Regions from separate parts of the Mus musculus genome. Here regions 2, 3, 4, 5, 6 and 7 are each linked to region 1. Evidence: chromatin loops called from intact Hi-C (ENCODE). Cell type or tissue: left cerebral cortex. All regions are shown on one strand.

What was found. Hi-C counts contacts between places; a loop is a spot of excess contacts. Peaks named below come from ENCODE experiments on the same cell type or tissue, not always from the same donor. Only the 100,000 strongest peaks of a DNase experiment are listed, where the experiment ranks them.
Region 2: a loop joins it to region 1, with 7 times the contacts of the local background. A loop is called at or near these places in 39 of 42 quality-filtered maps.
Region 3: it touches region 1 in a loop (3-fold over the local background); 3 of 42 quality-filtered maps call a loop at or near these places.
Region 4: a loop joins it to region 1, with 7 times the contacts of the local background. A loop is called at or near these places in 38 of 42 quality-filtered maps.
Region 5: a loop joins it to region 1, with 2.1 times the contacts of the local background. A loop is called at or near these places in 3 of 42 quality-filtered maps.
Region 6: a loop joins it to region 1, with 7 times the contacts of the local background. A loop is called at or near these places in 27 of 42 quality-filtered maps.
Region 7: it touches region 1 in a loop (1.9-fold over the local background); 2 of 42 quality-filtered maps call a loop at or near these places.

The regions. Positions count from the first base shown.
Region 1 is chr9:103,756,742-103,760,741 of GRCm38, reverse strand. The region is part of intron 1 of Tmem108 (transmembrane protein 108); the gene reads left to right. Among named protein-coding and RNA genes, the nearest start is that of Tmem108, 3.1 kb to the left of the region's middle. In left cerebral cortex, a CTCF peak has its summit at 1,589 (motif pointing right); DNase peaks (open chromatin) are centred at 607, 1,082, 1,593, 2,351 and 1 more place; H3K4me3 peaks cover 1,557 bases; H3K27ac peaks cover 510 bases.
Region 2 is chr9:103,492,351-103,496,350 of GRCm38, reverse strand. All of the region lies in intron 4 of Tmem108 (transmembrane protein 108), which reads left to right. Gm16252 (a long non-coding RNA gene) reads right to left here. Exons shown (of 7, transcript XR_003948081.1): 4 at 456-3,825. Among named protein-coding and RNA genes, the nearest start is that of Bfsp2, 14 kb to the right of the region's middle. In left cerebral cortex, a CTCF peak has its summit at 1,810; a DNase peak (open chromatin) is centred at 1,784.
Region 3 is chr9:103,831,502-103,835,501 of GRCm38, reverse strand. No RefSeq gene overlaps it. Among named protein-coding and RNA genes, the nearest start is that of Tmem108, 72 kb to the right of the region's middle. In left cerebral cortex, no CTCF peak of the experiment used is centred here; a DNase peak (open chromatin) is centred at 2,094.
Region 4 is chr9:103,622,925-103,626,924 of GRCm38, reverse strand. The region is part of intron 2 of Tmem108 (transmembrane protein 108); the gene reads left to right. Among named protein-coding and RNA genes, the nearest start is that of Gm32682, 52 kb to the right of the region's middle. In left cerebral cortex, a CTCF peak has its summit at 2,098 (motif pointing left); DNase peaks (open chromatin) are centred at 2,079 and 3,211.
Region 5 is chr9:103,843,872-103,847,871 of GRCm38, reverse strand. No RefSeq gene overlaps it. Among named protein-coding and RNA genes, the nearest start is that of Tmem108, 84 kb to the right of the region's middle. In left cerebral cortex, no CTCF peak of the experiment used is centred here; DNase peaks (open chromatin) are centred at 1,610 and 3,877.
Region 6 is chr9:103,994,341-103,998,340 of GRCm38, reverse strand. No RefSeq gene overlaps it. Among named protein-coding and RNA genes, the nearest start is that of Gm33054, 6.0 kb to the left of the region's middle. In left cerebral cortex, a CTCF peak has its summit at 1,622 (motif pointing right); a DNase peak (open chromatin) is centred at 1,632.
Region 7 is chr9:103,361,700-103,365,699 of GRCm38, reverse strand. Cdv3 (carnitine deficiency-associated gene expressed in ventricle 3) reads left to right here. Exons shown (of 5, transcript NM_175565.3): 1 at 1-646; 2 at 1,649-1,725. The coding sequence starts at 332. Among named protein-coding and RNA genes, the nearest start is that of Cdv3, 2.1 kb to the left of the region's middle. In left cerebral cortex, a CTCF peak has its summit at 1,506; DNase peaks (open chromatin) are centred at 850 and 1,433; H3K4me3 peaks cover 1,956 bases; H3K27ac peaks cover 1,190 bases.

The DNA.
Region 1 (4,000 bases):
TGTGGGGGGAGGAAATCTCCCTAGAATCCTTTAGAAGAGGGAGGGTGTGTCCAAGAGTTTAAAATGGTGCTTAAAAGGCAGGTTCTTGGGGAGTGTCCCCAAACACAGTAGCAATGACATGCGAGGCGTCTAAAAGACGTGAAACTTGAAAGATCCCATGAGTTTTCCGCGGGTTAACTAATCTGATGCACCTGGCTTTGTAAAAACTGGTTCAGCCAATTGCCAGAGTTTCCGTGTCACCCATTCAGAACTTAAGGTGACTCAGTCTCTGCCCGACTCTCTGGGGACATTCTGATCCTACTGTAAGGCCCCTTCTTCCCTCGTGTGAAGTTGCTTTTTTCTTAGGCATCTAAAACAAGCATACCTTGTGCCAGCAAAATACTCAATTTAATTTATTGAATTACACAATATTCATTTTACTTGCTGAAAATTTCAATTCATTGGGCAAGTTTAAAAAAAGAAAAGCAAACATTTTGTTGTTTTTGTTCTGTTGTTTTGAGAAGGCACCCCTTCCATTTGTTAGACTACAGGAATCAAACTCGGGACTCTCAGCAGCACAGCACGGAGTAAACTTATGGTGGTTTCCTGAGATGAGCGTAGAACGGAATCTGCTGTGAGGCACAGTGGGAACACCACAGCTGACCCCACTAAAGCGCAATAAAGGTTCTTATCTGACAGACGGAAACACAGCAAATTAGTGGGGACAACTTAAATATGGAAGCTGATATGCACTGGGGATGGGAGAGGAATGTTGAGGACGAAGGAGGTGGTGGCATGGTTTGAGAAAAGCACACATTTTCTGCTTTTAGAGAAGAGATGTCATTTTGCATGTAATCTTCATATAAGATACACAGAAGGCATTGACGTGTGCTTTAGCTGGTAGAATCGGGTTCAGCTGTTTCAAAGAGGCTGAAAAAAAAAAAAACTCTGCTTAAGGTCTAAACGACCAACAGAAAAATCAGCAGGCATAGTTCAATGTGAGGTATGCAGTGGACCTCTTTGACTTGTCAGACGTGGGCTTTATCCTCTGATTCAACAAAAGCCCCTCACTTCTGCTTTCAAGACGGCCACAGAATTCTCTCTGTTGTTTCTGTCCTCTTAGTCACGGACTAAGGAGAGAGATTATAGTCAGACCTGCGTGTCTAAGCAGCCATGCCCTTTGAGGAGGATCTGTGTCACGTTGTATAAATATAAGAGCCTTCACGATGGCCGGTGCCTGGGAGAATTCCGTAGGGTGTGCACTATAAGATAAAGCTGGCTTACACCGCCACAGGTGGGGTTCTGGGTAAGCTCATGTGTTGGTGGAAAGGAGAGCCAGGGATGACTGAATTCAGCCAGGCTCTGCTGCTTGATGGAGTGATGTTGTCCAGGCAGAGCTTCTCGTTATCGGCTAGCCTGGCTGGCCTTCAGAGGACCATGCTCATGTGACAGAGGCTCCTGCAGAGCGTATGGGTCTCAGGCCGTGTCAGTTATACCTGTGATGCACTGTGGAAAAGAAGAGCCCCACTAAGACAAAAATACGGATGCCTGTCTTTCCAGTCCTTATCTCCTGCCACCTACAGGTTTCCGTCAAACAAGTTGTACCCTCCCTGCCAGTAGATGGCACTCTTGCCTCTGGGAATTCCTGAAGAGGCTGGCTATGGAACTATCAGCAGCAGTGTGGATTTGGTGTGGGTTTTGATAGGCTGTTATCGCCCAGGTAAAAGTGACAATCCTGACGACGACGACGACGATGGTGATGGTGATGATGATGATGTTCTAAGCATGTAACTTTTTATATAATATAGGAATAGAGTGGGGTGAGGATTTCTTTTCTTTCTCTCTCTCCCTCTCCCCACTCCCTTTCCCTCTCCCTCTCCCTTCCCCTCTTCCTCTCCTCCTTCTCCCTCTTCCCCTCCCCCTCTCCCTCCCCTCCCCCCTCATGTGGCAAGTGAGTGAGTGTGTGTGTGAGTGTGGTGTGTGTGTGTGGGGTGGTGTGTGTGGGTGTGTGTGTGTGTGTGGTGTGTGTGTGTGAGTGTGTGTGTGTGTGTGTGTGTGTGGTGTGTGTGTGTGTGTGTGGTGTGTGTGTGTGGTGTGTGTGTGTATGTGTGTTGTGGTGTGTGTGTATGTGTGTGTGAGTGTGTGTTTGTGTGTGTGTGTGTGTTTTCTGAGCAGAGATTGGGTGGGTGTACATTGAGAAGCTTCATAGTACAAGGTTTAAGAGCAGGGGTTACGCAGACCTAATGTTGAGGTTGTGATTTGCTGTTCATCCCAAGACTTCATTTCTATTATTTGCATGCACACCTAGTCTCCGCACGAGGATGACACCATGAGGGGGGGTGCACGTGATTTTAAACCCAGTCTATAGTCAGCAGTACATATCCTGAGGGTAGCCATGGGAGCTGGAGTGCTTGTGAAAATAATGTTAAGTCGTTACATCCCACGATTGTCCACAGAAGGTAGGTCAGATCATTTTAAATCAGTTTCTTTTGAAACTTGAAATTTTCTAACACGTGTTTGTAGACTGTCGTAGCTAACAATAGCAGTCAAATCCATGGTAACCACTCAAAACTCGGACTTAAAAACACACACACACACAAAAAAAACTTTTAGCCAGAGTTTGTTCATACATCTTCCAGTTTTGAAGTAACTATTTTGTTCTTTGTTACAAAGTGCTCTCTTATGTGGGTTTTGGATATACTAAACTGGAGGGAAGGAGGTGTTTTAGCCAGCAATGGAGATGTCACAGTGTAGGGGAAGGTCTTAGCTCTGATCCTGCCCAAGCTATAAGCTATAGAACAGGCTGGCCGCCTCTGGGATCCACACTCAGTACCTGCTCTTTGCACAGCCGTTGCACTGTAGCTCAGCCTCCTGTGAGCCGATTCCTGTCTCTTCAACTGAACTGATAAGATGTTTTGTGTGTATGTTTTCTATCAGTAACAAATTCTAAAATCCCATTGGGACAAGACAGCGATCGTCACAAATCATTGACACTGCCTCATTGTGGCCATAAATCAATCTGTCTTCCTGGCTGTTATTATTTTTTTTTCATGTTTACTGGGTTTGTCAAGTGAGTGTCACATAAATATCTTTGGAAGTCTGAGGTGCTTCGGCTGGGTGATTTCCCATAAGGTATTTCTGAAGCATCCAGACAACATACATTCCTGTCAGTGGTGTGTTCGCCCTGTGAAGTTTTCTTCTGTGGAAACTGTGGTACTTCGATTAGAGTCCTATGCGTCAGAGGGAGAAGAACACCCCCCCAGGGGGGGGGTAAATTTAACTTTCCCACCTTTTAACTGAATGACTTAATGGTGAAAAGCTCTCGGGAGGATGAGGACCTCAGCTTGGGAAGAGAGCTTCGGTTTCCTTCTCCTGCACTGCCTCCCTTCCCCCACATTGCCTCCATTCCCCCATGGTTAGGATACAACCTAACCATGTGTTGTGTACACAGGGCTGGGCCAGGAAGTTTCTCTGAGATACTCAGTGGTATGGAATCAAAGTCACGGTATGAGTAGCATGGGCTTTTCTTTTTAGCCTTTTCGTTTTGTTTTTTGTTTTTTGTTTTTTGTTTTTTGTTTTTTGTTTTTTTTTTTTTTTTGGTCTGGCTGACCCTATGCTGAACTCCTTACTGTATGTCTTTGCTCCTTCCTTCCTTCCTTCCTTCCTTCCTTCCTTCCTTCCTCTTTTCTGCAATACCATTTCCTGTAAGGATTTTTTAATCCTAGAATACAATGTGAGGTTCTTAAAGTGAGTCCATGGACTCCCCAAGTCTGTATGGGTAAGAAAGTAAGTGTTAGGTAATTTGTCTCTATAACTTCACATCTTGGCCTGTGTGTGTGTGTGTGTGTGTGTGTGTGTGTCTTTGTGTGTGTGTCTTTGTGTGTCTACAAAGCTGGGCCTGGGCATGTGGATGAGTGTGGGGGTCAGAGGTGAATGTTGGGTGTTTTCCTCTCTCTCTTTTCATCTTAGGTTTTGAGACAGAGTCTCTCACTGAGCCTGAAGCTCACTGATTTGGGAATCC
Region 2 (4,000 bases), 260 kb after region 1:
TTCTTATGCTCATAATAGACTTATTTACTCTTTCTCATAACCCTGTCTTTTCATGGTGCAAACAAAACCTATGGCCGCATCCCTAGATCACAAGATCCAGGAGCTCAGAGCCAGGCTAGAATGAATGTTTTCTTTGATCATTAGCTTGTCCCAAGCCTATTTTTCTCTTCCAAGTACCACTACATGCTTGTGACACAGGAAAGCTTGCTGTGTTCCTTGTCTAACTTATGCAGCCCTCACTACTCTACAAGGAGAAGGCAGGTTCTATTCTTAATTCTAACTTTATTATATCTCTCTGCCATAACTTAACCTTAAACCATCTCCTTAAACATTCTATCAACTACCGTAACTTCCTAAAACTATTTAAATCAAATCAGGAATTCTATGAAATCATTAATCCATTTAAATGATATTTTACAAAAGTTCATCTTCATATTTATGTGCAGGAAACTTACTCAGTAGAGTGGGCTGTCTCTCAAGAAGCAATGACAGCAGACTCTATAGGTAGAGAGGGTCTCCCCACACCCACTCACACCTTGCTAGATTCAGAAAGAACCGCAACATCAAGGAGCAATCCAGAGACAAACCCCCTGGGGCTGTGCCTCTCCTAGGTACATCCATCTCAGCTGTGCATAGTGGACCATAGGCTGTGATCCCTGCTTCTGAAATAGGAAGGAGATTGAAAAAACTTAGCACGTATTAGTAAGCAAATTATTAACAGTCACACGTGAGAAGTAGCTGCTTTCTAATCTCCCATGCGTGTCGCCCTCGATTATAGTTGGGACGCCCTCGATTATAGTTGGGATCCCAGGATTGTCTTATCATTCTGTTCCTACACTTGCTAAAGAAAATAAACACATAAATAGACACACAGTACCGAGGTGTCAGGAGACTCTGGTCATCACCCGCACCGTTGAGTTAGAAAACTGACGTCAGTCAAGGCAGGGCAGACACAGCCTAGAACTACTCCCCAAGGACAAGTCGAAGCTGTAAGAGGAGCCTTCAGGTGCTGGGGGGCAGGGGTAGTACACTCTCTCTAAAGATCTAATTGTGTCCACACTGGCCTTTTATAGCCCAAGGGGACAACAGAGTCCACTTCCTTTATGTTTCTACCTGGGTCCTGACTACCCCCACATCAAATCTGTGTCCTTGGTCACAGACATAGCCCCTATGGGTCATCCTTGGCCATTATACTTAAATATACAGGAAATACTTAAATCAGTATTTAGATCAGTCTGGTCTCGGGACCCTAGGTGTTGTTTGGACTGTTTCCATAGTCCTGCTCCATCTAATGACCAGACCAGCTGGGCTCTCCCAGGTCCGAAGGCTCATGTTTCAACCTTCCCTGCTGTCTGTGTACCCCAGAGCACCTCTGCAGACCTTACAGCAGACTCTCCATCCTCTGCCAGGCAGACAGACTGGTACCAAAGTGCAGGTGTAGAATTTATCACCGCTGGCGAAGGGGCTGGGAGAGAAGCCAGGTTTCAGAGAGCAGCAGAGGCTTGCCCCGTGCTATGCTTTCTCCAGCTCATGATTCCCCTGGTTCTAATGAGGGAGAGAGGAGTATATTGAACTCAAAGCCTGCACAGCAATGGAGGGTCAGCAGCTCACCTGCCTTCCACGTCACAAACCCTCCCAATAGCTGGAAGGGCATCAGTGTACAAGGGCTGAGGAGTGGTTAGTCTCCTGAGCCCTGCCAGATACTTGCTGCCAACTCTGCTTCAGAAGAGAACTAAAATTGACTGGCTCCAGGCCACTAGGAGCGAGGGCCAGGAGCCATGTGGCTGCTGCGCTGGTCTCTGCTGCCACCATCAGGATGCACAGGTCCTGCTGCCTCCTCTTAAGCCTCGGGCCTGCCAGTGGTCATTACTCACCAGTGTGTGCTCTGGGTTTTCACAGAACCATGTGGAGGCTCTGCTGAGCTCCCTTGGCCTGTCTCACACTGTGGGGTGTTTTCTCCCAGCCTCATCTGGGAGAAGATGGAGCTTTAGGGAGGGTTAGATAAGGAAACCAGAGCAGAGACAGATGTGCTGCATCACCAGTGCAAGTTCAGCCTGATAGGACAGAGGAGAGCCACTCCCTGGCCTTGATACTCGCCCCAGAGCAAGGTTTTCTCCAGGCTCTGGACCATTAATTCAATATTCCAAGGGGTGTTTTAGGACCCATAATTCTTAGCTCTGCTCATTGTCCAGTGAATGTTAACCATGAATACAAGCATAAACATGTGCCTGTATATGCAGAGTGTGTGTATGTGTGTGTGTGTGTGTAGGACTTACATGGCTTTTTAATTACCACATAAGAAAACCTGGGTTAATTGCATACACTAGCAAGATTTTGCTGAAAGGACCCAGATATAGCTGTCTCTTGTGAGACTATGCCGGGGCCTAGCAAACACAGAAGTGGATGCTCACAGTCAGCTATTGGATGGATCACAGGGCCCCCAATGGAGGAGCTAGAGAAAGTATCCAAGGAGCTAAAGGGATCTGCAACCCTATAGGTGGAACAACATTATGAACTAACCAGTACCCCGGAGCTCTTGACTCTAGCTGCATATGTATCAAAAGATGGCCTAGTCGGCCATCACTGGAAAGAGAGGCCCATTGGACTTGCAAACTTTATATGCCCCAGTACAGGGGAACGCCAGGGCCAAAAAGTGGGGGTGGGTGGGTGGGAGGGTATGGGGGACTTTTGGGATAGCATTGGAAATGTAAATGAGGAAAATACGTAATTTTAAAAAAAGAAAAAGAAATAAATGATGTGATTATTCAGGAAAAAAAAAAGAAAGAAAACCTGGGTTAGACTGGTTCTTACTATGAAGCAGAAAAAGATTGTCGCAAAAGGAAGTGTAGTTAGGTGGGTAGTCTCTTTGGAATTATGGACCAATGGGAGGAGGTGGTGGGGAGAAGGCAGGACTCTCCTTAAATTGTCACTCTGGCCATGACCCACTCAAGCTAAACTATAGCTATCTCTGGACTGTAAGGTAGTATCCCCCTGCTAGACTTCTAACCCCCACATGCTAAGGTGAGGAGCTGGGCACTAAACCCTCTTAGTTGTGGCCTTATAACCAGGACATAAGAGCTGAAAACTACCCAGTCCCTGTCTTCTGTCAGTTTAATCCTTTATGGAGTGCCCTGAAGTGCTAAAACCAGCTTGTGGAATCAAACACGCCTGCCCACAACCCAGCCCTGGCCGCCCTTGACTGTGAACTTCGCCAGCGGTCCTCCGCTTCCTCTTCTCTGGGATGAGAGAGACGTCTGCTGTGTGAGTTCAGGTCCTTCAAAGGGCAGATGCCAAGATGGAATCAGGCATGCCAGGCAGCTGTACTATAAAATACCACCCAGGGAGAGCTGGAGTGAGCGAGGCAAGCCCTACGCAGCCATGCAGGCCCTGAGACACAGAAGGAGATGGGAGATAAAGGAGGTGGAACAACGTCTGCGTGTTTCTGCTGGGTTGGTGGAAGCCTTGAGCTGTAGAGGGATCCCAAGAGACTGTGCATGCTCTGTCGGCCCTGCGGTAGTCCGTCCTGGGGCAGGTGTCAGGGATGGTGGTAAATCTGAAGGGGCAGCAGGGTTTCGGCAGCGTATCTCCACACACTTGCAATGCTTGCCCCCTAGACCTTTGAAAATCAGAGCCAGTGCATGGAGGGTCTTCAATCAGGGTTTGCCGCAGGGAAGGGGCTCAAGAGACAGCAGAGAGGAGGGGTGGCTGCCACTCATCCCGTGTGGATTCTGGCCCGGCAGTTGGCAATGCAGCAGGTATTTGGAAAGGTTGGATCTTCTGGGGGAACCTGTGGGGCTTTGATCACTTCTCAGAGCCCACGGAGTCCTGTCGAGTGAACAGAGTACGCAGGGTTCCGGCTTCATACCAGTGATCCTTCTATCTATCTATCTCTCATCTGATAAGTCACAGAAGATTCGTTACTGGGAAACCCACGAGAGCTTGCTTAACTCTCAGGGCTGTTCTAGAACTATGGACAGAGGGAGCCCCCCACTCATTCCTC
Region 3 (4,000 bases), 75 kb before region 1:
CTTCCTATGCGTTGCAAACCCCTTCTGCTCCTTCAGTTCTTTCTCTAATTCCTCCATTGGGGACCCCATGCTCAGTCCAATGGTTGGCTAAGAGCATCTGCCTCTGTATTTGTCAAGAGGGACCCATGACTCCAGCTGCATATGTAGCAGAGGATGGCCTTGTTGGACATCAATGGGAGGATAGGCCTTGGGCCCTGGGAAGGCTGTATGCCCCAGTGTAGGGGAATGCCAGGGCAGAGAGGTGGCAGTGGGTGGGTGGGTGGGTGAGCATCCTCAAAGAAGCAGGGGGAGGGAGGATAGGATAGGGGGTTTCTGGAGGGGAAACCAGGAAAGGAGATAACATTTGAAATGTAAATAAAGAAAATATCCAAATAAAAGAAATGAATAAAAGGTAAAAAAAAAATTAGAATGTCTTTTCTTTTATTGCTTTGATTGCCACTTACACATGCTTAACCTCTAAACTTATATCTAACACAAAATTTCCTTCTAAGGTCTAGGACTAAAATATTCAGCTCCTTAACTGACATCTCTATTTGGAGCTCTGAAACCCATTTAGTTTAACATCTTGAGTATCTATGACTGCCCTGTGATCTTTCCCATAAAGCAGCCAGTTTCTATCCATCTCTTCATATGAGCCAGGGACCATCAAATCATTCTTAGAAAGGTTTTATTCCCCCACCTCATCCCTAATTCATCACCAAACTTAATAATTAATTTTCTAGAGTGTTTCTGAAATCCATCTACCTGCTTCAGTCTCCACCAGGAACTTTTTTTTTTTTTTTTTTTTTTTTACAAATGACCAGACTTACAGACAACCAGTCTAATGATTGCCTCATAGTCTATATTTGCCACATGAACCTTTGAAGAAATAAAAACATATGTGCATCACTTTATTGCTTATAGTTTTTCAATATTGTGTAAGAGCTCCTGGTTGAAACCAGAGGGAACGTTTCTGTATGTACACTTTCTTGCAACTTTCACGTAGAAAGTTTTTATGTGGAATATAAGCAAACTTTGAGCAAACAGTGGAGTACAGTTTGCAGGTGGTTTTCAGTGGCTTTTGTGGAGATTTAGACAGTTAATTCTCCAAATATGTGGGCAGAATCAGCAGTCACCATTGTCTTTAAAATTCCTATGTAATTTAGATGTCTTAGTTCATGTCAAACCTGCTTCGAACAGTGACACATGGTTACAGATTTAATACCTTGAGTCTTAAAACTATCAAGACCAGGTTAAGGTCTATCAAGATAGGTGTAGTGGTTTGATTGAGAGCTGTGCCCCATTCCTCAGATAATCAAAGATTTGGTTCCTAAATGGTGATACTGTTTAGAGAGGTTTAGGACTAACAGTCTGGCTTAAGGAATTACATTATTAGGAGTGGGCTTTGAGATTATACAGCTTCACCCAACTTCTCTCTCTCTCTCTCTCTCTCTCTCTCTCTCTCTCTCTCTCTCTCTCTCTCCATATGTGTACACACACACACACACACACACACACACACACACACACACACACATTATGGTTGCTGTTGGTGATGTGATCAAGCTCTTAGCTCCCTTCTCCCAGTGCCATGTCATGCTGCTTGCTGATATGTCTCCCTGGTGTGGTGGTCTCTTATTCCTCTGAAACCATGAGCCACAAAGTCTCTTCCTTAAGTTGACCTTAGGCACAGTGCTCTACAATAACATAAAAGTCATTAATGTAGCCAGGGGCCACCTATTTCATTCACGTGGTCAGTTGGATGCACTGTCTCTTAGCAGAAGACAAGAGATGGAGGCATTCTGAGCAGATAGGCAATTTGGCAGTGTGGCTGTGTGCTACGCAGAGGACTATGGCTATCCAACCCCACCTGTGTTCTCCTCGAGTTGCTTTTAACTAATACAGAATTGTATCCTTTATGCTCCCTTTCCTGGGTGGCTCTGGAGGAGGGTTAGCCAAGGAGAACTTTGCTTGAGAGGTGGAGAGCAGAAATGAGAGAGCAAGGTGAGCAGAGGTCACTGGACCTTACCTCAGCCCAAGCACATCAACATGAACTTGCTGGCCTCACCTTGCTGGCCAGAGGCCACAGCCACCGCCGCACTTTTCCTACTCACCAGATCTCATCTTTCACTGCCTCCATTGCCCAAGCCCAGAGTATGTGCTGCAGCGCAGCTGAAGGAACAAGAATTTTTTTTTTGGCATCATCATATGTCATCAAAGCTGGAAGCAGTAAGGGAAGAATGTAGAGTCTAGATTTCTCTTCTTGTTCTTGCTTCACATCTAGCTCTTCTTCCCCATCATCAGCCCCACTAATCTGCAGCCACTTCAGAGACAGGGGCATCAAACCTTCCATACAGTCCCCACAAGACAGCACAATGGCTTGAGTCCAAATTCCTATAACAAAATGCTTAATCCACATCAGTATTAGTTAGTTTGCTTTTTAAAAATCAGACCTATCGAAGAACAGCAATATCAACCAACTGGGCGCTCCAGAGCTCCCAGGGACTAAACCACCAACAAAAGAGTATACATGGATGGCTCCATGGCTCCAGCTACATAAGTAGCAGAGGACTGCCTTATCTGGCATCAATGGGAGGGGAAGCCCTTGGTCCTATGGAGGCTCCATGCCCCAGTTTAGGAGAATGCTAGTGCAGTGAGGTGGGAATGGGTGGGTGGTGGTGGGGTGGGGGCACCCTCTTAGAGGCAGAGTGGGGGATGGGATGGAGGGTTTGCAGAGCAGAGACCAGGAAGGAGGACAACATTTGAAATGTAAATGAAATAACCAATAAAAAAATCAGACCTAGCTTATATTCTTATATAATGTTGAGCCTAAGACCATTTAAAGACTTTGTTGTTTGCTGTTCCTACCAAGCTACAATTGCCCACCCACTGCCCTCACAGGAGACCAGAGCAAAGCTGGTGACAGTTAGAACTGTACATCAAACTCACAATTAAGAGCATAATCTCACACGCCACAGAGATCCAGTAAATCCAAGATCAGCTGCTTTCTCTGTGAACTTGAACCTGGCCCTTCACCGTCATGAGACTGAGTTCTATCACTTGCATAATAAACACAAGAAGAATGAGCTGTATATTCTGGGTCCTTCAGAGAAACGAGGCCAAGCTGACACACACATGAAACGTAGCATAAGTAATCATCTCATGTGACTGTGGGGGCTGAGAAGTCGCGCAGTCTCTCAAGCCATAGTCAGCTTCAAGTCTGAAGGTCTAAGGACCACAGCAACCAATGGCGTAAGTGTTGGTCCAAATTCAGAAGGCCAGTGTCTCAGCTTGAAAGCGTTCAAGTTGAGAGTGAATTCTAAGTCTCCCTTTCCAACTTTTGTTGCCATCTGCCTCTGTCAGTCTATAAGAGAGTAGACTCAGCATATACCACGACAAAGATTTCACTTACAAAAGACTTAAATAAGACTTAAGGACTCATCACAAAAAACCTGCTCACAACTGTCCATCAAAATAAACTGCATGGAGTGCTTAGTCAGGGCCCTTCTAGCAGTAAGCTTGCACCAACTCCTGTATCAACCCCTTCGACCTTTGATTTTCAAAGCAGTTTATATGAGTTTCTTGGTATTAAAAAGACTCAGCTTGGAGGAATATGGTCTATGGTGAGCTCGTCTCAGATTGCAAACCCCCATATACAATTTTCTGTTATTTTCGAATAAATTCAGTTACGCCGAAGAGCCTTGAAGGAGGCCCACCCAGATTGTGTGGACAATCTGTTCTACTTAGTTTGTTGGTTCAGATGAAGAACTCACCTAAGCTCACCCCCATGGGACACACTTAGAATGTTCTGGCAACTCATGCCCTAGTCTAGTTGAGAGTTTAAGTTGGCTACCATATACTCCTATATTCTGTTCCCAGCACCCACATGGTGGCTTACAACCATCTGGAACTCAATTATAGAGGAATATGAAATGATCTTCTAGGCTCCGTGGGCACCAGACATGTGCATGGCACACACACACACACACACACACACACACACACACACACGCACACACAC
Region 4 (4,000 bases), 130 kb after region 1:
GTGCTCCCAGATGCTAAGAGGCTAGGATGCCCCTGGCTCCCATGATGCCTGAGGAAATATCCCCACTGGTAATAGAGGAACTGTGTGCCTGTTCCTGTTAGTAAGCAAGCTGCTTGACCATCAGGCCTTACCCATGGTGCAGAGACAGGAAAGGAGCTGCACTTAGGCCCTGTAGATGTCCAAGCAGTGCATAATATTTAGCCTTCATGACAAGCAGCATCCTCTTGTTTGAGGAGAAACAAACATGTACTTCTTTCTTTCTTTCTTTCGGCTCCCATTTCATCCTCTCATTTTGCAGTATAGCCTTCTTGTCTTTAAGACTTCTTGCCTTTCATAGCAAGCAAGGAACCTCAGGGCGTTACCTACCCCATAGGATCCGTTTTTGGTATGATGCCCCCTCCAAAAGAAATACAGAAACAGATTGGAAAATGCTTGAATAAATGAAAATGATTAGATGACCGTCACAGCCTGAGTGTATGCTCAGGCAAGGGAGGCGCATGTGCAGCCCAGGGAAGTTCTGAGCTCTTCTTTGCTCTTGGCTAATAAAATGGTTATTGTCCCTGGCCAAATGCCCATCAGTCACCTGACTCTTCCTCCCACCAGCCATGCTGTCTATGGATTCAATGCCACCTGGTCCCCAAATAAAAGATAAAATCTCTTCTTTAATTTCAAACTCATTTCTGGAGCCGTGCAACTAGATTCATTGTGGTAAGGAATCAGAGTGTGTTTAAAGTGAAACTACTTAAAATTTGGAGCTTGTATCCTTGGTTAAACTAGCTTCTGGTTTAAGTGGTCAGTAGCTGCCTGTGACTTGTAGCTACTGTCTTGGTCAATACAACTTCTGTAATATTTCTATGACCTCAGAAATTTTTACTGGACAGCCCCCTGCATCAGTCTTACAGCAAGTCACCCATGCATGTATTCAAACAGGCACCAAACACCCACTATGTTCCAGTATTCTGAGCATTAGATATCCCCCAGTTGGAGGGAGAGACAAAAACTGCCTACCATGTACATTTTGATTTAAAAGCCTGTGTCTAGATGTCAGTGTGTATCCGTGGATTAAGGACAGACAGCTGTGGCAAATAGATGACTTGTTTTCTAACTTCCTGGCACATGCCCAGTCTGACTTGGGTGTAATTAGTTGTGGCCATTGTTTGTTTTGTCCAGCTTATCGATCCCATGTTAGACACTGACTTGCACAGCAGAGATGGGTAATATGTTTGACTTATCTCTCCATGTTGACTGTCCCTGTTAATCTTTCAGGTTCTGAAAGGAAGGTTTCTTTGTAAGTAGTTGTTCTCAGATTTACCTATTTGGATCAGTTCCAGCAGCCTGTGTTTCGAATGTAAATTCGATGCTGGGAGATGGTTCAGTGGATAAAGATGCATTTGTAGTCCAGCCTGACGACCACATGTTGGTTGACCTGCCACAAACCCTGTGTTGTTAAGTTCTACCTTATACTTGGGAATTTCTCAAAGAGCAGTAACATCACTAGCCCGGGAAGTTGAACCGTGGAGACAGGTGACATTTCTAAATCATCCACTGGAAAACAGATTCCCTTTGCTAGATGCTTCCAGCAAGATCCTTGAATGCCTGCACTAGCCCACTAGAGAACTGCTGGATTACAGTAGGCTGCAGCTGGAGTGAGCATTGGAAGCTGGTCTATCTGTTCCAAAGTGGAGATGTAAATGACTTGTCCAAGGTCACAATTATATATTAAAACTCTTACCGTACCATAATCCTAAGGCAGAGACAATTGTGAATAAAGCAGGGGGTTCTCTACTTCAGTTTATTATACATCTTGAAGGGCTTGAAGCTGATTGCTGGGAGCCCACTCTGAATTTTCTGATTCTGGCTCTAAGTAGAACCTGATAATATGCATTTCTAGTAAGTTTCCTTATGTCAGTGGTATAAGGACTGTATCTTAAAAGCCACGGGTATAAGCCATATCATTACATTATTGAAATGGTAGTAGCTTAAGGAGAGAGAACTGGTCTACCTATTAGCAGTCTGGGGAAGGAACCAGCAGAGAGGTATCCATATCCATGCAGGTCTGAACTAGGATTTGGCACCACCTAGTGGCTGACATCTAATGCTGTTTCTTCATGGATGGAGACAATGCTGAGTCCTGTGGTTGAGTTAGGCTCTTAGAATCTATTGGATAGTGAATGGCTCACCAGCTATCTCCTGGTTTGCAAGCATTTCTTTTGATGCATTGGTTTGGGGAGATTGAATTTTGAGGCTCAGCAGCCATCTTTAAACTACTGGCTACTTCTGTATGTGCCTTTACCTCTTGAGCCTGTATCCCACCCTTCCCCAGCAGATAAGGGCAGTTCTGTCTCAGAAGCTGGAGAGGAAGATGTACTATGTCCTAAATTGTACTGTAGTGGGAATTTTTTTTTCTGCCAGTGATAGAACGTGCAAAACTTACACATCACACACCTGCCTCAGCAGCAGCATCTTCGTCCTTGTCACCGTCGTTGTCCTACCTCTGGGTTTTTACATCCTTCCATATACACCTGTCAGAAATCCGTTTGAATGCCCAAAGCCTTAGCTTATGCTCCCCCACCTCTAAGACTCATCCTAACCCTCCCGTCTCCACCTCTGGAGTGCTCTGGCTACAGCTTGAGTGTCTAGCTATCGAGTGACTTTTGATAAGATACTCTCTCCCCCTGATAAACTGTCAGTCCTCTGGGAGTCAAGGCGCCATTTCACTTGGTCCAGTGCAGCACTGTTATATCACAAGGCGCCAGTTTTATGAGACCGACCTCTGCCACCTTCCATACACACCGTCACCTTCCACCAGCCTCTCTCCTTGCAGGTGGCTATAGTCCATGACGAGGAAAGGGTCTTCCCTGCACTCCGAGGGGTAGCCCTTGCTGTAACCCCAGCTAAACTCAACTAAGATCCCTCGTGGTGCAGGTCATGGAAAGAACGACTACCCCACCTTTACAGCAACTGATGCCAGTAGCTTCTGTTCCTTGTCCGGCTCTAGTCTTTGCAGATCCCCACACACCCTTCCTTCCCTGAGCCTCCCTTTGAGTCGTCCTCATTCCAAGCACCTGGTGAAGCATGGCGAGGGAACACTGAGAGAGGGGTTAATCGGAGTCAGAGGAGGACGAGAAAGTGCCTCAACACTGCGCATGTGCTGCTTCAGACTGGGACTGTGGGAGAGATGGCGGATCTAAATATTTAAGAAACACTGAGTCACTCCCTCTGTGTGGTGAATGTGACTTGCAAATGTGCTTTTCATTTATTGTCCCGCCTCCTCTCATAAAACTGCCACTTGCAGGAGAGAGGAAGAGTGGCTCTGGCCTAGCCGTGCCTGAGTAGTGTGTGAAGCCGAGGCAGGAATCCCACTCTTTTTCCCAGGGGCACAGTCGTCCCTGGGGAGGTCCCTTTGGTATTTGGGGGAGCCTCTTTTCCTCTGTCCTAGGTTCAGTTCTCACTGTTAAGCCCGAATCTTAATCCTGAGAGTCATTTCCAGTTGTCCTACCCCAGAACCCGGGTGTTAGAGTTCCTGGAGGACGAGGAGTCTATTTTTAAAATAGATTCTGGGACTGGGGAGGTAACTCACTAAAGTGCTGGCTGTTCAAGTAACGAGGACCTGCGTTAGATCCCTGGAACCCACATGAAATAGCTGGGTATGATGGAATGTGCTTGTAATCTTAGCACTAGGGTGGTAGAGGGACCCAGGGACCTGCTGGCCAGCCAGCCTGCTCTACTCTTGGCACGCTCCAGTCCAGTGAGGTAACCTGTCTCCAGAAACAAGGATGGCTGATCCGGAGGAACCACAACCCAAGGTTGAATCTCTCCAACATACACAAACATGCACATACACACACACATGCAGAGCGACAGAGACAGACACACAGAGAGACAGACACAGAGAGACTGGCTGACTGACTGACATCAGTCTTGATGGACAGCTAGCTTGGGAAACCATTAGTCTAAATAACCCCTGAATGATTTGTTTCTAACCCAGGCATCAGAGCAC
Region 5 (4,000 bases), 87 kb before region 1:
AGGTGTGTGTGTGTGTGTGTGTGTGTGTGTGTGTGTGTGTGTGTGTGTGTATGTATGTGTGAATGTGTGTGTGTGTGTGTGTGTGTATGTATGTGTGAATGTGTGTGTGTGTGAATGTGTGTGTGTATGTGTAAATGTGTGTGTGTATGTATGTATGTATGTGTGAATGCGTGTGTGTGTGTGTTTCTAAGATGTATCTAAAAATAATAAGACAAAAGCAAAGCTATTTTGTGCTTTGGTTCAGGTATTAAGACATAATGTTATAAAGATTGTGTGGTTGTTTTAAAAATCACCTCTGTGAGTGACATGCTATATTAGGTCCGAAAGCATAGAGCTATGTTCAAATATATTATTTCAATATATTCCGTTTCAAATGGTGTTATATATTTGTCTTAATAATTCTATAAAAACCAGTATTACCTGGGGAAATTATTAGTCTGTCATTGAGTAATGCTTCATAGTTACCAGTTATGACTGGACACATTACCTACTTTAATTCAGAGAAGCTTCTGGGTTGTAACATTGAAACTTTTTTTAAAGATTTATTTAGATATTTTATGCGCATGAGTGCTCCATCTTCACATACACCTGCACACCAAAAGAAGGCCTTGGATCCCGTTATAAGAAGTTGTGAGCCACTATGTGGTTGCTGAGAATTGAACACAGGATCTCTAGAGGAGCAACCAGTGCTCTTAACCGCTGAGCCATCTCTCCTGCCCCCCCCTCCTTTTTTAAAGACATTGAAATATCTTTAAGTGTGAGAAAGCTATTGTTAAGAAATTTAGAGATGCGAACCCAGTAATAAATAGTGCAGGGACAGTTTGGCCTCTGATCTGTTCAGCTCCAAACTCTGTACTCAAGCTCTGCATTTGTTGGCATCAACCATGGCAGCCGACCATGCAGGAGGCACGCGTGCAGTTTCTGTGTGCTGTGGTTTGAATGCATGTTCTCCATAGTAAGTATGATGAACTGTAATGGGCCATGCTACAGTGCAAAGAGATTGAGTCTTCAAGGGGTGATTGGGTCAGGATGGTTCCTCCCCACAGGAATGGGATTCAATGTCCCCAGAAAAGACATCTGAAGATGCCTGTCCATTTCTCTCATTGGGGAGCTGTCTTTCTCCAAAGGACACCACATCCACTGAGGGGCAATTCTGGAAGCAAGATGTTCCCCAGGACCACCCTGGAACTTTACTAGTTTGTTTGAAGTCCAGTTCTCTGCAGGCTTCTTGGGCTTTCCAGGAAGGATGTCAAATTGAGCTGCCAGTTGTATGAACTGGAAAAAAAAAAGGTAAACATATTCAACCTCCCAGGGCATAAAGTCAAGTCACCTCTGAAGGCCCGTGGCCCCACCAGGTATCTGATAACTTCCTTAGACCTAGAGTGGATTTATAGTCGCCATCTCATCTGCTAATTACAGTCTGCTCACCAGGAAAGCCCTCCTTGATTCAGCTAGACTAGAAGAGGCCATAGTGATTACTCTTTATTTATAAGTGACTGATTCTATTTTCAACTCGAATTCCAAGTCCTGTGCAAATACATCCCTAGAAAAAGAATTACTATGGCAACTGTTCATTCGCTGTGGTGATACAGGCACAAGCCTGGCTGTTCATCAACCTAGACGAGGCAAGTTACTGATGTAGATGCGCAGAGAAATGGCAGCCCCTTGGGAAATATGACTCTGGGTCAGACCAAGTCATCAGCCTGTGGGTTCTAAGTCCTGGTCCTAGGTTAGTGTGAAGGACTCCTGTGATGAGTGTTGGGTCTCCAAATGCTGGTCCTGAGCCAGCTGGGTTCCACACTCCATTTGAAGGGCATTGCTTCCAATTAACAATGATTTTTGGGAGCATATGGGAGTAGGGGAGTGGGAGGGTGGGGTAGGTGGTGCCACCACGTACATGTGAAGTCAGAGGACATCTTGTACGAGTCACATTTCTCCTAACTGTGGGTTCCAATGATTGACGTCGAGCCTTCTGGCTCAGTGGCATGCCCCTTATACCTGCTGCTGTGCTTTTTCCCCTAGGACACGATAAAAGTGGTAGGTTTAGACCGCACATAACAATGCCCTTATTAATTTATTTACTTAATAATCACTTCGCAGATATCTGCTCTGAATTAGGCACCAGCATCAACACTGAGGGCCCAGAAACATCACCTACTGTGACCAAATAAGTGAATCTGGTGAGAAGGTTATAGCTTGACTTCAAAGCAGCTCATAGAATGAGAGATGACAGCGCAATGGGATAAGCGGCTTCATTGCAGGACTCTGAAGCAACCATAGCTTAGAGAGAGAAGAAGAAGTGAGTAAATTTCCCAGGAGGAGTCAGGGGATGTTTCACCACAGAAGGGATGATGGAGCTTGAAGAAAGTAAACAGGACCCTGAGTGCTGATAGGAAATATCATGTTAAGAGGTAGCTAGGCAATAGCACACGGTAACAGGAGGTACCTTGCTGGCGATAAGCCTGGGAGAACATAACAGGAGCATCATAAGCCATGGGTTTGGCTCTCACCTCTCCTTGATGGGAAGTCATTAGAAGAATGGAAATCATGCCATTAGATTGCCTAATGATGCCTGGGGTAGTTGGTTAATGGGAACAAGAGGTTTGGGAACATCACCGAGAAGGAAGTTACAGGCATCAGGCAAGAAATGACAAACTTCCAGACCAAAGCTCATGGCTGGGAGACAAATGAAGGGCACATGTTGTCTGAGAGGCCTTTGGAAAGAACATCAATGGGATATCGCAAGTGATGGAAGAGGAGGTCGTAAGAAGGTAGAATGACACCTCACTTGATGTAATCCTTCCTATGTGTCACATGAGAATGTGTTCAGTATAGCTGGGCGGTGGTGGCGATGCCTTTGATCCCAGTACTTGGGAGGCAGAGGCAGGTGGATTTCTGAATTTGAGGCCAGTCTGGTCTACAAAGTGAGTTCCAGGACAGCCAGAGATATACAGAGAAACCCTGTCTCGAAAAACCACAGAGAGAGAGAGAGAGAGACAGAGAGAGAGAGAGAGAGAGAGAGAGAGAGAGAGAGAGAGAGAGAGAGAGAATGAATGAATGTGTTCAGTATGCTTTGAGGTTTATTATAGACATTAATTCATTTAACCGAGCAATCTCGGAAGCCCTGTTATTAGTCCAATTTTACTGATGGGGAAATTAAACTGGAAGGATGCTAAATAACTTACTGTGCCTCACATTGCTAAATGGTAAAGACAGGACTTAGATACCAGATAGTCTGGTTCCAGAGTCCTTGCTCCCAAATGCTGCCTTAAACAATTTCACAGGACATGATTTTACCAGGGATAGCTCAGTTCATGGAATTCTTGAATGATTTTTGTCCTTAGTTTTTGTCTTCCAAACACCAACCAAAGGTGCCAAAGAGAAACCAAAGGTCAAAGTTGGAGCCTGATTTTCAGAGCCAAGTGATTGGTGGTAGGCAGACTCTATGGTACTGTGCATTTGAAAGAAGACCCAGCCATACCCATGATGAATGGGGTCCCTGAAAATCACTAAAACCTGCAAAACCATTCGTTCATTGCTTGCGAGAAACCTACTTAGCATATATAGTGGGCCATTATTCTCCTGTAGTTCACAGGAGAAGAATCTTCATAGAACGCAACGGAGGCTACCTATCCTGATGACTCCAGGAGTGAAACCAGATGGACGCAGAGCTAGCTTTCAAGTTCATATGCTGGCAATGGGGAAAGACAACTTACTAACAACCTAAAAATGACTCCCCCCCCCCCCAGTCTCTCACGCACATATTCTTCAAACTTGGCCCAATTCCTCTGAGCCGAGAGCAGAAGACATGGCAAAGTTCCCAGGAAGTGAAGTCGTCAGGAAGATTCTTCTAAGACCCGTTTTGGGTGGCGTCAAGCAAGCGATCATTGAGGAAATATCTGAGTCGTTTTTAATGTGCCTCCAGGTTTCTGTTGCACTGCCTGAATAGGAGTCTTTGTGTATTCTGTAGTCTGTGTTATTGGCAGAATTTGAAGATGAA
Region 6 (4,000 bases), 240 kb before region 1:
TGACCAAGAAACTGTAGCAGAAGTGACATTGTGACAGTTTCTAAGGTGAGTCCCCGAGAGAGCGCCTGCTCCATTTAGAGTGTCCTGGAACTCTCTGGAAGCCTATGAACAGTCTCACTCTGGTGAGTTCATGTGCAGGTGGCAGCCACAGCCCAGCCCAGACTTCCAGCCACCCTTTCCCAATCCACCTGTGATAAGGTCATCTTGCCTGTTTTGAGCAGCCCATTTATTATCTGGGTACCGAGTGACTTTAGTACACCCCACAGTGAGCAGAGCCACCAGGCAAACCACGAACTCAGGGATGGAATGAAGTTGCTCTTCCTTTCAGCCACTAACTTTTGGAAAAATTCTTTCTCACTCCCAAGGAAGAAAAAAAAATGCTTCTACTTGATTTGAGTAACATGTCAAATTAACAAATAGTGATACTGATCTTCAAAACGTCTCAGAGAAAATGACACTGGCTGGTTCTCGGAGTCTGAAGTTTTAAATTACTTGGGACAGCTGGGTGTTGTGGTTTAGGACAAAAAAATGTTCCATCACTGAGGGATGAGGCTGAGGCAGGAGGATTGCCAATAGTTCTAGGCCTGCCTGAGTAGATTGTAAGACACTCTCTCTCTCTCTCTCTCTCTCTCTCTCTCTCTCTCTCTCTCTCTCTCTCACACACACACACACACACACACACACACAAAGAGGAGGGAGAGGGGAGAGGATGGAAATGGAGCCAGAGGGGAGAGGAAAAAGAAAGATAGGAAAGAAGAAAGAAATAATGAATGAATTACTTGGGTTCTTGTTAGAAATGGACATGTATTGAGTTGTGAGACTGGACCCTTCAAGTCTTCATGTTTAATTAACTTCCACCTACTTAAAAATCTCAGCACCACTGAGTTTGCATAAAAAGCATGGGCAGGAATGACCTAATTCCTTCCTGACTTTAGTAGCATGGTCCCAGACAGCACCCACTGTATCACCTTGAATCTTAGTAGGGATCTGGTCCTCAGACATCATCACAGAGCTCACAAAATCTGCAGCATGAGAACAGGGAGCCACGATGGCTGGAGTAGGTCCTATCAGGACACTGCCGGGGAATAGGACTCAGCCTTGCTGCTCATTAAAATCGCCTAGAGAACTTGGCAAAACAGAAAACTGATGTCCAGGCTTCATCTCAGACCCGTTAGATCACAACCTCCAAGGAACTGGCTCTTAAAAGCTTCATGGAGATTTAATCGGTAGTGGTAGTCAAGGTTGAAAACCAATGGTTTCATTTCTGCCGCCCGCCTTCTTATTTCCAATGTGTGTACAGTTACCTTTGGTAAGCATTTCTATGTCTGAGTATTCTTTCCTTTCGTCAGCTTGAGATAGGAATGAGTCTGATATGTTATGTCTTCAATAGCGTTGCACTTGAACATTAAAAACGGGCATGCCATTGTGAATATTTGTAGCACCTTGGAATAAGTGCCCCATAGACTGGAAATGCTACAATTGAGTCTTTGAAGAGAAAAATATTAGAAAAACTGTTTAATGACTTTAGTCTTCTTGTTTCCATCAAGTGAGGAAGTGCATAAGACTCTAATTGATTACTATAGAGGATGTTCATATATCTGTGATTTTACACTTCTACCAGCAGGTGGCAGCACAACTTAGGAAAAAAATCAACTTGGCTGGTAAATCCTGTACTTTAGAAAAGATCATCTTTCTAATGTGAAGGTGACAGTAAAGGATCCAGTCACTAATGTTGTACGTAGTTTCCATTAGAAATAATAACACGACTCTGCAATTAGTTATGAAACAGGCAAAAGCAGGGTTCCACCTGTTTCTTTATAAAGGAACCAGCTATGACCCTGAGGGCCGTATGGTCTCTGCCATACTTATTTGGCTTTGCTATTATGTCTCAAAACTGGCCCTAGCAGATACACAAGAGTGAAGCATGGTGATATTCCAGTGAAGCTTTATGGGCAGCCACAAGTGGCTGGCTGGGTTAAGCTCGTGGGGTGAGCTTGCCGGTTCCTGACATGGAGAGAGGACCACTTCTCAAGCCTGGATGGCTACCAGAGTTACTCATGGAACTGGATAAAACTTTGGGGTTTTTCAACATACATCAAGTTTACTAAATCAAAATAGTTATGAGTGGAGCTCATGCAACTGAAATGAAAACAACCCCCCCCCAAAAACCAAACCAAAACAACAACAAACTCCTTCTGACTGAAGGAACCATTAAGTCAAAAATAAGGATAACTGACTCTTTTGGGGAGCCGTTCATAAGGCCCACCTTGGCAGAATATCGTATTCTCAGTATCCACAATATAAAAGATATGAATATAAAGCCTAGTTCCGGTTATAGATACACCCGAGAAAGGGCTCATTTGGGGCTGGGACTCAGTTGGTAGAGTGCTTGCTTAGCATACTTGATCTTCTGTACCCCCAGAACTGGGTGAAGTGGCACCCACCTATAATTCACACCCTAGAGGTGAGTATAGAACTACAGGAGACCTTGTCTAAAGGCAGATGGGGAGAGGGAAAGGAAAGAGAGGAGGTGTATATATTAAACCTGTATGAGTCTTGGGAACATCTTCGCAAATTCTTGCCTGTCCTCAATGTCCTGGGGAGATGACTGAAGACAACAGTAAAGGAAAAGCCACGGGAACCACTTTAAAGCCACAGGGTAACACTGTACAACATCCCTGCCTCAAAAAGAGAAGGACAAACTGCGAGGTACCACTGTATAATACTCCCTGCCTCCCCACATCCCCGCAGATCGTCAACAAATGTATAAACCCAGCAAAAGCTTTCTGTGCTTGGATTTTTTTTTCCTTGCATGACTGGGTGGAGAAGGGCAGTTTAGGACTTCAGCGTGTACAAGAGAAAGCCAAAGCTATTGCAGTGGGAGGAAATGGGGTGAGAGCATTGTAAATACCGCACGTCTGCTCCTCATCAGAGTGAGGCTGCCCCAGGCTCTGTCACATTGGTCTGAGCAAATATCTGGACGTAAAGAGGGCCATGCTTTAAAGAAGCTGCCACTGGTGGTGTTAAGAATAGGACCGTAAATGTCTTTGCCCGTGGTCCTATCTGAAACATACTGCTCATCTGAGATATTTGTTCAATAAACAATATGGCTCTTTTTTTCTGGAACGCACACAGTCCTAGGATGCAGGACATAATGATCTCTTTCTCACTGCTGAATGTCCCTTCGCTCTTCCAGTTCAGGGCAATTCTCTCTCCTAGCCCAGCCTCTGCCTCTTGTTCTGCTACTGAAATGAATATACTCTCAGTTTCTTACCACGCTCAGTACCCACATGCCAGGAAACAGGTAAGGAGCCAGGTTTAACCAGCTACTCCTCCCTGCCCCAGGGTAAACAAGTCCTTGAGACGCTGGAAGTGTTGGCTCACATGCGACAACAGACTAATGTACACTCTAAATCCCTGTACAGGTTATGTGTGTGTGTGTGTGTTAAAATGGTTGAGCTCAACTTCAAGAGCTTCACAATAAGAGGATTGTCCTTTAGATAGGATCTATTCATGGTTATAAAAGTGGAGTAATTATTATTATGGCATTGGTAGATTTTGTTTTTAAGTGTGTTAGGTGTTGGAATGGTCAATTCAAGAATCTTTTTTCCTTCATTTTCTCTCTCAGTGTGTGAGCATGTGTGTGTAGGTTCATGTAGAGGCCAGGGGCCTCAGGTGATGGCAGGCATCTTCCTCAAATCATGTCTACCTTAATTTTCTAATTACTTAATTAAAAAGCCAGCACACAAGGTATTAGATGTCATTATAGTGTTTTTGAACAGTATCCTCAAAGACAGCAGACCCAAGCAGTGCACACCCATATTGACTTCTGCTGTATTCACAGCTGCAGGGGAAAGGACCCTGCCTAGATGTCCACCCATGGATGGATGGATAATGAGTATGTGGTACATATCTATCTTCTTTTTTCCTAATAATTTATATTTTATTCACTTTACATAACGAATCCAGCCCCCTCCCTTCTCTCCTCCAGTCCCTCCCT
Region 7 (4,000 bases), 400 kb after region 1:
CCTCCCCTCCCCGTCCCCTCTCCCCCTCCTCAGGCCCGCGCGTCTTCCTCCCGCACGCGCCGTCGTTAGCCGAGCGCTCGCCGGTGCGCGCCTTCCTTGTCCCTCAGGCAGCGGGGCGGGCGCGACCCTGCTCCACGCTCGCGGTTCCCAGCGAGGAACGTACCACCAGAGCACGGGGGGAGCCGGCCGCCCTGCCGCCCGCGCCTCGGCGACCCCGCGGGGCTGAGGCGACGCCGCACCCTGCAGCCTGAGCGCACAGCCGGCCTTGACCCAGAGCTCGGAGCCGCGAGCGCCGCGCCCTCCGCCGGCCCCACCCATCCGGACCGCGGCCATGGCCGAGACCGAGGAGCGGAGCCTGGACAACTTCTTCGCCAAGAGGGACAAGAAGAAGAAGAAGGAACGGAGCAGTCGCGCGGCCAACGCGGCGAGCGGCGCGGGCGGGAGCAGCGCGGCGGCGGGCTCCAGGCCGGGCGATGGCGGGAGCCTGGGCTCCGGTGCCAGGTCGGGCGACGGCGGGAGCTTGGGCTCCGGCTCCAGGTCGGGCGACGGCGGGAGCTCGGGCTCTGGTGCTAGGTCCGGAGACGGCGGGAGCTCGAGGTCCGGAGACGGCGGGAGCGCGGGCCCCGCCGGCAAGGCCATAACGAAGGTGAGGGTCGGGAGGCCGGCGGCCGGCCGCATGTGCCCGCCCCCGCCGGCCCGGGAGGCCACGTGACTCGGGCTTCGCACGTCGGCCCGGCGGGCGGGCGGGCTCGCGGTCCTCGGCCCCCGGGGCTCGTCTGGCCGCCCCCGTCCGCGGCCCTCTGCGCGCCGCGCCCTCTGGGCCACGGGGGTTGGGCCGGTCCCCGGGTGACGTGTGCCCGAGTCCTCGTGGTCCCGCTTGAGCCCCGCTGGGGCCGGATTTCATGTTCTTAAGGTGTTCCGAGGCTCCTCTGTGCCGCCCGGGCCAGCGTGGCTTACTCTCCCAACCACGGCCACGCAGGGCTGGGAATTGAGTTGTGGAATTTCTGTCGCCTTCTCTCCGCCGCTCAGCTCGCCCTGGGCTTGGGTTTAAGTAAAAGCGGCGGCAGAGAGGGCGTTTGGGAATTAGGCACGTCTCCGGATCTTGCAGGAACGGGCTAAACTTTACCGTCCGGCCACTAGCCCCAATTTTTGAGACAAGGTCTCACGGTGTAGCTCTGGTTGGCCTCCAGTTCACAAAGAGCCTCCGGCCTCTGTCTCTGGAGTACTGGGATTAAAGGTCTGTGTCACTGTCTGCAATTTTGTTTTTTTTTTGTTGTTGTTGTTGTTGTTGTTTTTTGTTTTTTTTAAAGATCACATTTATTTGCTTATTTGTGTGCGCGCACTCCTGTGTACGTGTGCGGAGAGGTTAGAGGCCGGGGTAAATTCTCTCTTCCCACCACGTGGGCCTGGAGAGTTAGACTCTCTGGTTCTCGGTGTTGACTGCCGCCGATTCTTAGACCGACTCAAGAATCCTGGCGACCACTGATGGAATTTTTCCGAGTCTGGAATCTGTTTACCAAGATCTCTAATTAATTAATTCGATGTTTCGCGGGTACCTTTACCAGTTTGGGGAATCCCGTTGGCCCTTGATGCCTTTTAGTCTGAAGTGGGCTTACCAAAAACTAATCAGGTGTTGTTTCTTCCATAGGATGAAAATGAGTGGAAAGAATTTGAGCAAAGAGAGGTTGATTACAGCGGATTAAGAGTTCAGGCAATGCAAATAAGGTAGGATGTGATTACACGTGGGATTAGGTAACCTTGTTAAGTAGTGCACGCGTTTACTTTTTTTTTTTTTTAAATGCCCTCTGTGTCATTAAATTAGTTGCCAACTCTAAAATCCTGTGGTTTCCCTATTTGCAGCTATGTGGATTTTTGGCTTGACTAAAATGGATTTTTGTCATTTAAAAATTTTTAACACTTCGTGTTTGAATTTAGGTGGTCTTCCCTACCCCTAGTAGGGCTCCTGTAGTTCACTCGCTGCCCTGAGAACTTACTGTGTGACTCAGGAGAAGAAGGGGCTTGTTTTTTTTTTTTTTTTCCAAAAAAAAATATTTGAAGCGAGTTGCCTGTGTAATACATGTCTGTACTGTCTTCTGGAATTGGAATTACAGCTGTTAGTGTGGGTTCTGTGAGCTGGACCCTGATCTGTGGAAGACCGCTGAGCGACATGTCACCTTGAACTCTTAATTCTAAAGTGTCCACCCAAATGTACCACCAAGCTGTGCAGGAACTTAGTTTTTTCTTTTACTTACTTAGTAAAATTGTTTTCTAGTTCTCTCTGGTAATTGCAGTGTAGGATACTTCCAACATACACGAATTTGCATTGACCATGAAGCCACCTTGAATACCCACTACCCCAGTCAAAAAATTGAACGTTAATAGAGGCTCTTCTGAACCTATCCCCAAAAGTAGCTTACCCTAGCCCTCGTTTGCACAGTTCTTAGCTGTGTATTCCGGACTGAACTTGAGCTGCTGGAATTGCAGGCCTGTGCTACCTGCCATTTCGGGCTCTGAGGTGACTGGTTTTCAAAGTTCAGGAAAACAGTCATTTTCACAGTTGGATTGGTTGATTTAAGAGAACCTACATTGTCACGTTCAATCTGTGGTAGTTCATTTTAGATCTGGTTTTAAAAGTAACATGTTTGGAAAGATTTTTTTTTTAAGTAGAAAGGGTAAGTATTTAAGGTAAGGTTTTTGAAGTTCAAAAGTGAGTAGGGCTCTATTGCCTTAAAATCCTTTACTCATCTTACACAAGCAAAATGATTGGAAATTGTCTTTGGTTTGAAGCTTGCAATTTGTAGAGAATTCCAGTGACCATATGGGACAGTTGTTGAGGAAATAACTTTCTTAACTCTAAATTAATCTTTTAAAATCTAGATTATATATGATCTGAGGTAACTTATTGAAAAGCCAGGTAGTATATTTTAATGTATGGTTAGTGTCTGTACCACCCAGGCATTCATATCCCTAGGTGTTCTCACTTGTGAATTTACCAAATTAAACATTGTTTTTTATAGTAGGGAACTTAGAAGTTATCTCCCTTTTTGGTGTGGCTTTAGTGTTTTGTTTTGCTTTGTTTTTCCTTTTTTAAAGATTTAATTACATATGTATGTCTGGGATGTATATGTACATGTATGTGCATGCAGGTGCCTGTCGAGGCCAGAAGAGAGCGCATCAGTTCCCTTGAAACTGGAGTTACAGGTAGTTGGGAGCTGTGTTCTAGGGACTGAATTTGTATCCTCTACAAGAGCAGTATATAAGCTTATGAGTAATTTTAGAAAATACTTGGTGGTGAAAGCCTTAACTGTCAGCTGTTGAGAAGCTGAGGTGGGGAGAATAAGAAAAATCAGGTGCGCTTGGGTTAGAGTGAGTTTAAGGTTACTCTGAGCAATTTAGTGAGACCCTATCTCAAAACTTAAAAGAAAAAGTAGAAAATGTTCTTGTTTTGTATCTCCAAGTCTGATCTATAAATCTGGAGAGGGAGTTTACAGGTTCCTTTCTTTTATCTGGATGTGGTCCCTGCTCTGAAGTTAAATTATGCCCTTGAGTGGTAATTTCTGGACATATTGACTTGAATTTTAGTGGGTAAAAGTAACACTTTCTGAAGGTAGAGGGGTGGCCTTCAAGTTTTTTCAGTATAAAATTTGATTTTGTTAAATTATGGAGAACATTTAAATTGAACTGGTTTTCTAACAGGATATAAAATTCTTTATTTTAACTTTTTTAGAGTCAGGAAGTTGTTAATAAACTGTTAGGATCTACTTGTCTCTGCCCTGCAGTGTTGACATGCCTGGCTTTCATGTGGGGGCCAGGGGTTTGAACTCTGCTCTTTTTACTTTTACAGCAAGTGTTCTTACCATATATACAGATGAACAGTTGTGATTTACTGTGTTGGTGAGTGAATAGATTCAAAGAGTGAATGAATAACTGAAAGCAACTGCTTCAGTGTATGCAGGTGTAAATGCCATGTAGGTGGGAATCTTTTTCACCTTTTTTGGAT